Linked DNA regions of Homo sapiens: region 1 is linked to region 2. Evidence: chromatin contacts called from ENCODE Hi-C or POLR2A ChIA-PET data. All regions are on one chromosome and are shown on one strand. The core of a region is the stretch at or near the end of the contact, and the rest is flanking DNA. Distances in the headings are between cores, read along the strand shown.

Region 1 (4,198 bases), core at 236-2,735, 67 kb before region 2:
TTCAGGAAAGCCTAATTTCACATAGCTGAACAATGAATTATGTTACACTGTATCTGTGTCTCCCTAAATCTAAAATCCCCTATGAGAACTCATAGGAATCATGATTTAAGGAGACCAGAAAGACCTCTGCTTGGTATTTTCCAGAAATATTATCCTTCTAAAAACTAGAAATATAATTGTATTTCTAAGCATTTTTCTAAATTTAAAAATGTTTTAATTATCTATTGCTGCATAAATTTCATGGCTGGGAGAACAATGTTTTGATTTGCCCATAATTCTGTAAATCATAAATTGGACAGGGCTCAGCTGGAGTGGTTTTTCCACTTACATGTCATTGTCTGGAATGTCTTACAGGGTTAAATTCCACTCCAATGGCATCTGGGGCTGGAATAACTAAGATGACTTGACTTACATATCTGGCACTTTAGCAGGGATAGCTGAGATGCTGGACACCTGAGACTTCTATCTCTCTCTTTCTGCCCACTCCCACCCTACCCCACCCCATGGATGCTCAGGCCCCTTTTCATGGTGACTAGATCCCAAAAGCGAGCATTTTAAGTCGTGACAGCAAAAGCTGTAGATGTCTTTAGGCCAAGCTTTGAAAGTTTCCCAGTGTCACTTCCACCAGATTCTACTGACCAGAACAAGTCACAGGGCTAGCCTAGATCCCAAGGAAGGGGAAATTCATACTACTTCTTGATGCTGAAGCAGCATAGGCATACTGTGGGAGACCACATAGATGGGCTTTCTGGTTGTAGCTACCTTTGGAAACATAATAGACTCCAGAAAAATTCATAAAGATTATATTCAGGAAAGCTTGTCTAAATATTATTTATAAAGATAGAAAGCAGGAATCAAATGCACAACTGTAAGGGACTGGTTCAATTATTGCATCATTAAAAATCCTGTTTGAGGGCCAGGCATGATAGCACTTTGGGAGGGTGAGGTGGGCAGATCGTTTCAGTTCAAGAGTTTGAGACCAGCCTGGGCAACCTGGTGAACCCCCTCTCTACAAAAAATACAAAAAGTAGCCAGGTCTGGTGGTGCACTCTTGTGGTCCCAGCTACTCAAGAGGCTGAAGTGGAAGGATTGCTTGACCCTGGGAGGTTGAGTCTGCATTGAGCTGAGATTGTGACACTGAACTCCAGCCTGCGTGACAGAGCCAGACCCTGTCTCAAAAAAAAAAAAAAAAAATCCTGTGTTAGAATTATTTTAGCATTTATATATATATATATATATAGAAAATAGAGAAATAGGATTCCAACTCCCAAAGAACAAGAATTAGAAATAAAGATAAATATCATTAAATCTAAGTCAGAATAAGCTAACAGAGGTACTTCCACCAAGTCTTATGAAAGTGAAGAGGAGAGTTTTAATCCTAACAACAGGGATAAAAGAAGACTTCCTCTTTTCTTTTTTTTTTTTTTTTTTCAGTTTCTGGAATTCCTCAGAAGACTCAACTTCTCAGGTTTTCTTCATGAGCAGTAATGAGTGAGTCAGAGAGGAAATGGCATCATCTAAATACGGTGGCATTGTTGCATGCAGAATGTTTCACTTTCAAACGCTTGGACTAAATGTGCTCAGTCAAAATAAATTAAAAATAAAGAATGGCCTAAATTGTGTAGGTGGATGATGCAGCTCTTCATTCCTTTCAGTGAGCTGAGGACCCAGGTTGAATGTGGCCAAACTGACAAAAATTCCTCCTGCCTCTCAAGTGTCTTTCAGGAACAAGCATTTCCCAGAGCATTTCCCAATAGGATTCTAGTGTTTATATGAGGTCTATTTTGTACTATTTTTTTTACTCAAAATACAAATTAGATACATGACCTGGAAGTCAATCAAAGTGTCCTGTTTTCCAGTAATGGAGGAAAAACTGTCCACACTGGACTTATTTAAAGAATATAGGCTTCTGGCATGTTGCCTCCATTGAAGAGCTGCAGTTTGTTTAGAGGTCATTGGGGCCCTAAAATTCTACATCCCCACTTTGTACAGATGTAGAAACTGAGGACCAAAGTAGTCAAAGTCTAGAACCCTTAGGTTCTAATTATGCCTGTTCCTTTTCCCTCTCCCTTCTATACTGTGTTTCTGTGGGGATTCTACAATTCTCAATTGCTACACAATCCCTTAGGGGGATAACAATATTGCAGATTATTACTGATTATTTTGTTTAGCTGCTTAAGCCTCTTTATAAACCTGCCTCTCTCCTGACAGAGGTGATAGTCTTTCACAGGATTCTCTGGCTTCAGTCACCACACACTTGTTTAAAATATGGAATATTTAGCATTGAATGCAGGAACTATTCATTGATTTACAGGAAATACATGCGCAACTCTGACCATATGCCAAACTCCATTCCAGCCAGGAAGGGTGGGCGCCTGTAACATTTTCCTTGCTTTCTCCATACCTGCTTTCACTGCTTTCACACTAACTTTCAGGAAAAGAAAGCAATAATTCATGCATACTGCATGTTCTATACAGGCATACATTGCCTTATTGCATTTCGCTTTATTGCACTTTGTGGATATTTCATTTCATACAAATTGAAGGTCTATGGCAACTGTGTCACACAAGTCCATTGACACCATTTTTCTAACAGTGTGTGCTCCCTTCATGTCTCAGTGTCATATTTTGGTAATTCTTGTGACATTGCAAGCTTTTTCATTATTATATCTGTTATGGTGATCTGTGATCAGTGATCTTTGATGTTACTATTATAATTGTCTTGGGATGCCACAAACCATGCCCGTATAACTTGGTGAACTTAACCAATAAATGTGTGTGTTCTGATTGCTCCACTGGCCATTTCCCTGTCTTTCTTTCTCTGCATGGGCATCCCTACTCCCCAAGACACAATATTAAAATTATGCCAGTTAATAATAACTTTACAATGGTCTCTAAGTGTTCTAGTCAAAGGAAGTGTCACAGGTCTCTCACTTTAAATCAAAAGCTAGAAATGACTAACCTTAGTGAGGAAGGCATGTTGAAAGCAGAGACAGGCTGAAAGCTAGGCCTCTTTTGCCAAATGGTTTAGTTAATGTGTGAATGCAAAATAAAGCTCTTGAAGGAAATTAAAAGTGCTACTCCGGTGAACACAAAAATGATAAGAAAGCAAAACAACCTTATTGCTGACATGAAGAAAGTTTGGGAGGACTGGATAGAAGATCAAACAGGTCATACAATGTTCCCTTAAGAGCTAAAGGCTAATCCAGAGCAAGGCCCTAACTCTTTAATTCTGTGAAGGCTTACAGGTAAGGGCACTGCTGAAGAGGTTGCTTCATGAGGTTTAAGGAAGAAGCCAGCTCCATAACATAAAACTGTAAGGTGAAACAGCAAATGCTGACCTAGAAGCTGCAGCAAAGTACCCAGAAGATCTAGCTACACCATACAACAGGTTTTCAAGTAGAGGAAATAGACTTCTAGTGGAAGAAGATCCCATCTAAGACTTTCGCAGCTAGAACATAGAAGACAACGCCTGGCTTCAAAGATTCAAAGAACAGGCTGACTCTCTTGTTAGGGGCTAATGCAGCTGGTGACGTTATATTGAAGCCAATGCTCATTTACCATTCTAAAAATTCTAGGAACCTTAAGAATTATGCCAAATTTACTCTGTCTATGTTCTATAAATGAAGCAACAAAGTCTGGATGACAGCACATCTGTTTAGAGCAGGATTTACTGAATACTTAAATCTATTATACAGACCCACTGCTCACAGAAAAAGATTCCTTTCAAAATATTACTGCTCATTGACTATGCACATGGTCACAAAGAACTCTGATAGATTAATGTTGTTTTCATACCGGCTAATGCAACATCCATTCTGCAGCCCATGGAACAAGGAGTAATTTTGATTTGCAAGTCTTATTCTTTAAGAAATACATTTTGCAAGGCTATAGATGCCATAGATAGTGATTCCTCTAATGGATGTGAGCAAAGAAAATTGAAAATATTTTTTAAATGTTTCACCATTCTAGGTGCCACTAGGAATATTTCATGATTCATGTGAGGAGGTAAAAATATCACGGATACTAGGAGATTAGAAGTTGATTCCAATCCTCATGGATGGCTTTGAGGAGTTCAAGACTTCAGTGGAGGGAGTATATGCAGATGTTGTAGAAATAGTAAAAGAACTAGGATTAGAAGTGTAGCCTGAAGATGTGACTGAATTGCTTCAGTCTCCTGATAAAACTTTAACAGATG
Region 2 (4,279 bases), core at 140-2,639:
CAACATAAGATCTTTCCAGGGGATAGAAATGAATTTCTCGGAGAAATACTATTTATCTGTGGAGTTGTCATGAGCTCTTAGCAGACCTGGAGAAACAGCTCCTCTAATACATGTAGAGCAGGGAATGGGGTTGTGTCACCAGAGAAAGTTTGTGCATGTTTAGGCAGAGGGGACCTTCGCTCCTCGTGGTGGACCTTCGCTCCTCGTGGTGGATGTGCTAAATATACAGCTCCCTTGCCATGGAGTGAAAACTCAGGCTAACACTCATGAAATGGGAATTCCCTGGGTGTATGGCCATTTCTTGCCTCTGAGATTTTACTCACAAAACTCTCAGTGGCAACCTATGTCTTCCAGAAGCATCCTTCTTTTAGGGAAAAATATCAAGTACCTATCCAAATCTGAAACTCAAGGAAGACTATTCTCAAAGCAAAAATCCCTGAAAATTCTAAGATTGTGATAAATTTGATCTTTTTTTAATGAGAAGAAGATACAGGGCTTTTGGGAAATAGAAATATGATATTTTTAACCCTAAAATATTATATGAATCTCCAAGCATACTTTAATATTAGCCTCAGAACACAGAAGAAACATTGTTTTCTTTCTGCCTCTAACTTATAATAAAATATCCATAGTTTATTTACTCTAAGAAATATTAGCAAAGGTGAGTTACACATTTTTAAAGTAAGAAAATTGGTCAAAGACATTTTCTTCTTTGCCAGGCTACATACACTGGCATAAACTAGGTTCCATATTTGTTTTTCATTTATACATTCAACAAACATTTAAGTCTCTATTGTTTTGTCAGGAAGCAGAGGAACATTTATAAATGATTAAACAGAAAGACTTGCATGATACATACCTAACGTGGCTACACTATGATCATTTTATCTGCCAGATTTTCTTTACATTTCTTGTTACCTTTTCTTTCCATACACAATGTCCACTTGATTTGTGGGTCTATGGCGAAATCAAGGATGCTGGGGGGTGTGGGCCCTGAGTGCCATCCTAGAGTTATTCTGAACAGAATGTGACACCAGGGGATGGTGTTCAGTATACCCAAGCCTACATTTTCTCTACTCAGCAGCATAAAGATTATATCATAGTGCCTATCCAGTTTTTCCCAGCTCAAAAATTACTTAATATATTTTTACTTTTAATGCTGTTGATGTGAAAGAGATGTCAAAAATACACATTCTAACTCAAAAGGGCAGGCTGCTGAGCTTTAGTGTAGTTAACAGAATGCAACAAATAATTGGGAGAGCAGCTATGAAATTTATGATTAGATGAAATATCATGTTCACTCCTATTTGCAGTATGAGTAGGAAAATCAAGCCCAGAAGCCCAGGACACCATCGAACCACGTAGTTTGAGCAGAGCCAAAGTTCGTGTTGCTCTTATGAAGTGCATTCTCATTACTGCTTCCTGTTTTTAAACAGGATTGAAAGGAGAACTAGTGCAATATCACAAGGTATTCTTGCTCTTCTGTTGGTACACGTAAAATCAGGAAGTCTAGAGAATAGTGAAGCCAGTCTTAAGTGATTTACATTTCAATTTCTAACTCAGGGATATTTATTTGGAGAGTTTAGTAAAATCAATGGATATCTCAAACACATGCAAAATGAGCCAGTTCTTCAATATTTTCATTAGTCATTCACCAGTGCTCTGTATGCCTCCTGTAAGAACATAAAAACACAAGGCATCAAAGTTTTCTCTAACAAAATTTAATAGTAACAATAATGATGATGACATGAGTGGGTAACGTGTTCTAGGAAGAACAAGGGGAATACTGAAGAGGCACATAGATCAAGCAAAACCTAAACTTAATATGATTTGAAGTTAATAAGCCTGATATTACTAAATTACATAGAAATAAGCATAAGCAAATATTATTGATTTTACAATCTACCAAATCTAGAAAATTGAAGGTCAGTGAGGAATGAAAACATGGGTGGAACAACAGAATATAATTTAAGATTCCTGTGAATATTTTTGGAATAATAATGCAGAAAGACTCACAAAACTGGAGTTCCTCGTTCTCTTTGAGAGAACACCCTGAAATTAATACAGATATTCCTGGAAGAACAACCACTCCTAGGTTCTGGAAGCCAAGTCAAGTTGGACTCTGGGGTATGAGGGTTTCTTTTGAGTCGATGTTGAGCAGGCTTTGCAATGGAGTTTCTTCCCTAGAACCTTATTTCATAAAGGCTAAAAAATAAGACCACCATGGAAGGGATATTGCATCATACAGCTCTAGGAGGCACCATTTTCCAGAATGCAATGTTAATGTCCCATCCCCAGTCACAAATCCTACCACCTCTGAATTTATGTAAGGGCATAAATAGAGTGGACTGATCAATGCTCTTCTACTCTAAGATAGTTCTTTCATGTAGCCAGAAGAGTTTCCAGTTTGAGATTCAGTTAAATGCTTCCTTGAGAGTTAAGGGAAAGTCTGACTGATATAACATTGTGTTAGCTAGTCTAATCATACCCCTCCCATATACATCTAAGTGATTCAGAGGTAAGAAAGAATGGATGATGGAAATTTTTATAAATTTTGACACTGTAGTTAGATTAAGCCTAAGTGAATGCTGCAGTGGGTGCTCTGGCAGCTGAAATATGAAAAGGATTATAGGGTGTCTACTAGAGAAAAAACTGTTGGGATGTAGGCAGGGGGAAACTGGGGAGTTGAAAGGGAATAAAGAAAGGGCTCTAAGTGGGACCCCAAAACAACTTGCAAAATATGGCCTAGAAACAGCCCTGTCTAATTGGAATGAGAGGTTCCTAACGGGATGAATCAGAGGAAATCGTCTCTGAACCCACAGGTACAGCAGTCACAGGTCCCACAGCCACTGGCACAGCTGTCATCATCCTGTTAGATTTCCATCCTCAACTGTCCTCCTTCTGTCCGGCAGCAGGGCTCTGCTTCCCTCTCAATTCATCTCCATTCTCAATTCATCCACAAAAAAACATTGTGTGTTATGTACATCCAGGACAACACACATTCTCTTCCTCAGAGTGTCTAGAATACCAGCCCCTCTGGTACTGGTTGGGTTAGAAGGGATGGGACTCTCAGTCAATCATTCAGCCAGATGAAAGATAAGCGAGATGATCAGATATCCCCACAGAGAGGTCAAATGCTACCTTCTCTATGAAATCCATTGTTTCTTTCTTTCTTCGAACTTCCCTGGTACTTTATGTCCCTTCATGACATATGTCAATACCTACCTTATAATATCCCAGGTATCTGCACACCTTTGCATTGCCAAATCCTTTGCCAGAAATGTCCAACCTGCACTGACTTAGCTCTGATGTAATCTGATCTTCTCTTGCAGACTTCCTCTCTCTCCACCTCCCACTTCCACCTGAGTTTAATGCCATTGCTCCTCTCCCCACCTGGGCACTGCCCTATTCTCAGTTAATTATTGATTGTTTCTCTATTGCCCTCACCAAACTCTGGGGCACTTGATAAAGATTATCTCTAGTCTCTAAAATGGTGCCTGCCACTTAGGAGAATCTCAGTAAAGGTCGAAGGGGTATATGTATGTTTTCTGTTGATAGAAATCTTTAAGACGAGGTTTTGTGTCATTTTTCTCTATCTTCCCAGAGCAATATAGTGGTCTGCAAAATTAGAAATCCCCAAATATTTAACAATAGAAGAACAATTATGAAATAGCATCAAGTCAATGACCTTGCAGAGCAAAGTACGTGGGAAGCAGAATAAAGAGAACAAACTTAGTGGAGGGGGTGTCAACAAAATGTAACAACAGGGTGAGATGGAAAAGGAAGTGAGGGCTGGAGGAGAGACAGTGAGCAAATTGAGAGAAATAACATTAACATTGTGGTAGAGAGAGAGATCCGCCTGATGGAAAGATCTAAGAAAGCAAAATCTTGAAAGTATTTTCTGCAGCTTGTCCCCATGAAAACAGAGGTGGGGAAGCCAGATAAAAGGCTTTGTAATGAATCCAGCCTTTTGACAGTAGCATATCACTAGGCAAATTATGGTTTGATTGTGAAATCAATATAGGAATGCAAATTTTGATTTGACACTGAAATTTGTCCAGCTTCTGAGGAAGCAACATGTCCTATAAATGGTGTACGGTTGGGCTATGTAAACACCGTGGCTAGATGCTCTTGGCCAGAAGAGAGTGGCTTCAGCCTGAGTGATTTCATCCACCAATATTACAAACACACTGTCCTTAGAGTTTGAATCTATTGAATAATGTGGGAAATCAACCCTTGAAGGCACTCAGAGGAGAAAATATTTTTCTAGAAAAATATA

What was found. Hi-C counts contacts between places; a loop is a spot of excess contacts on that map. ChIA-PET counts read pairs that join two places held with the same protein, here RNA polymerase II (POLR2A). Pooled maps may share reads with other maps.
Region 1: a pooled map shows a loop between it and region 2 (3-fold over the local background). The contact joins two enhancer-like sites. A Hi-C loop is called at or near these places in 8 of 50 pooled maps. POLR2A ChIA-PET finds 5 or more read pairs at or near these places in 3 of 52 experiments (AG04450, MCF 10A and activated T-cell).

The regions. Positions count from the first base shown.
Region 1 is chr2:143,082,371-143,086,568 of GRCh38, forward strand. No RefSeq gene overlaps it. Among named protein-coding and RNA genes, the nearest start is that of ARHGAP15, 45 kb to the right of the region's middle. Within about 2 kb of position 1,486, at least 3 of the 41 ENCODE cell types and tissues checked have a DNase peak (open chromatin) inside an H3K27ac peak, as active enhancers do.
Region 2 is chr2:143,149,067-143,153,345 of GRCh38, forward strand. The region is part of intron 1 of ARHGAP15 (Rho GTPase activating protein 15); the gene reads left to right. Among named protein-coding and RNA genes, the nearest start is that of ARHGAP15, 22 kb to the left of the region's middle. Within about 2 kb of position 1,390, at least 6 of the 41 ENCODE cell types and tissues checked have a DNase peak (open chromatin) inside an H3K27ac peak, as active enhancers do.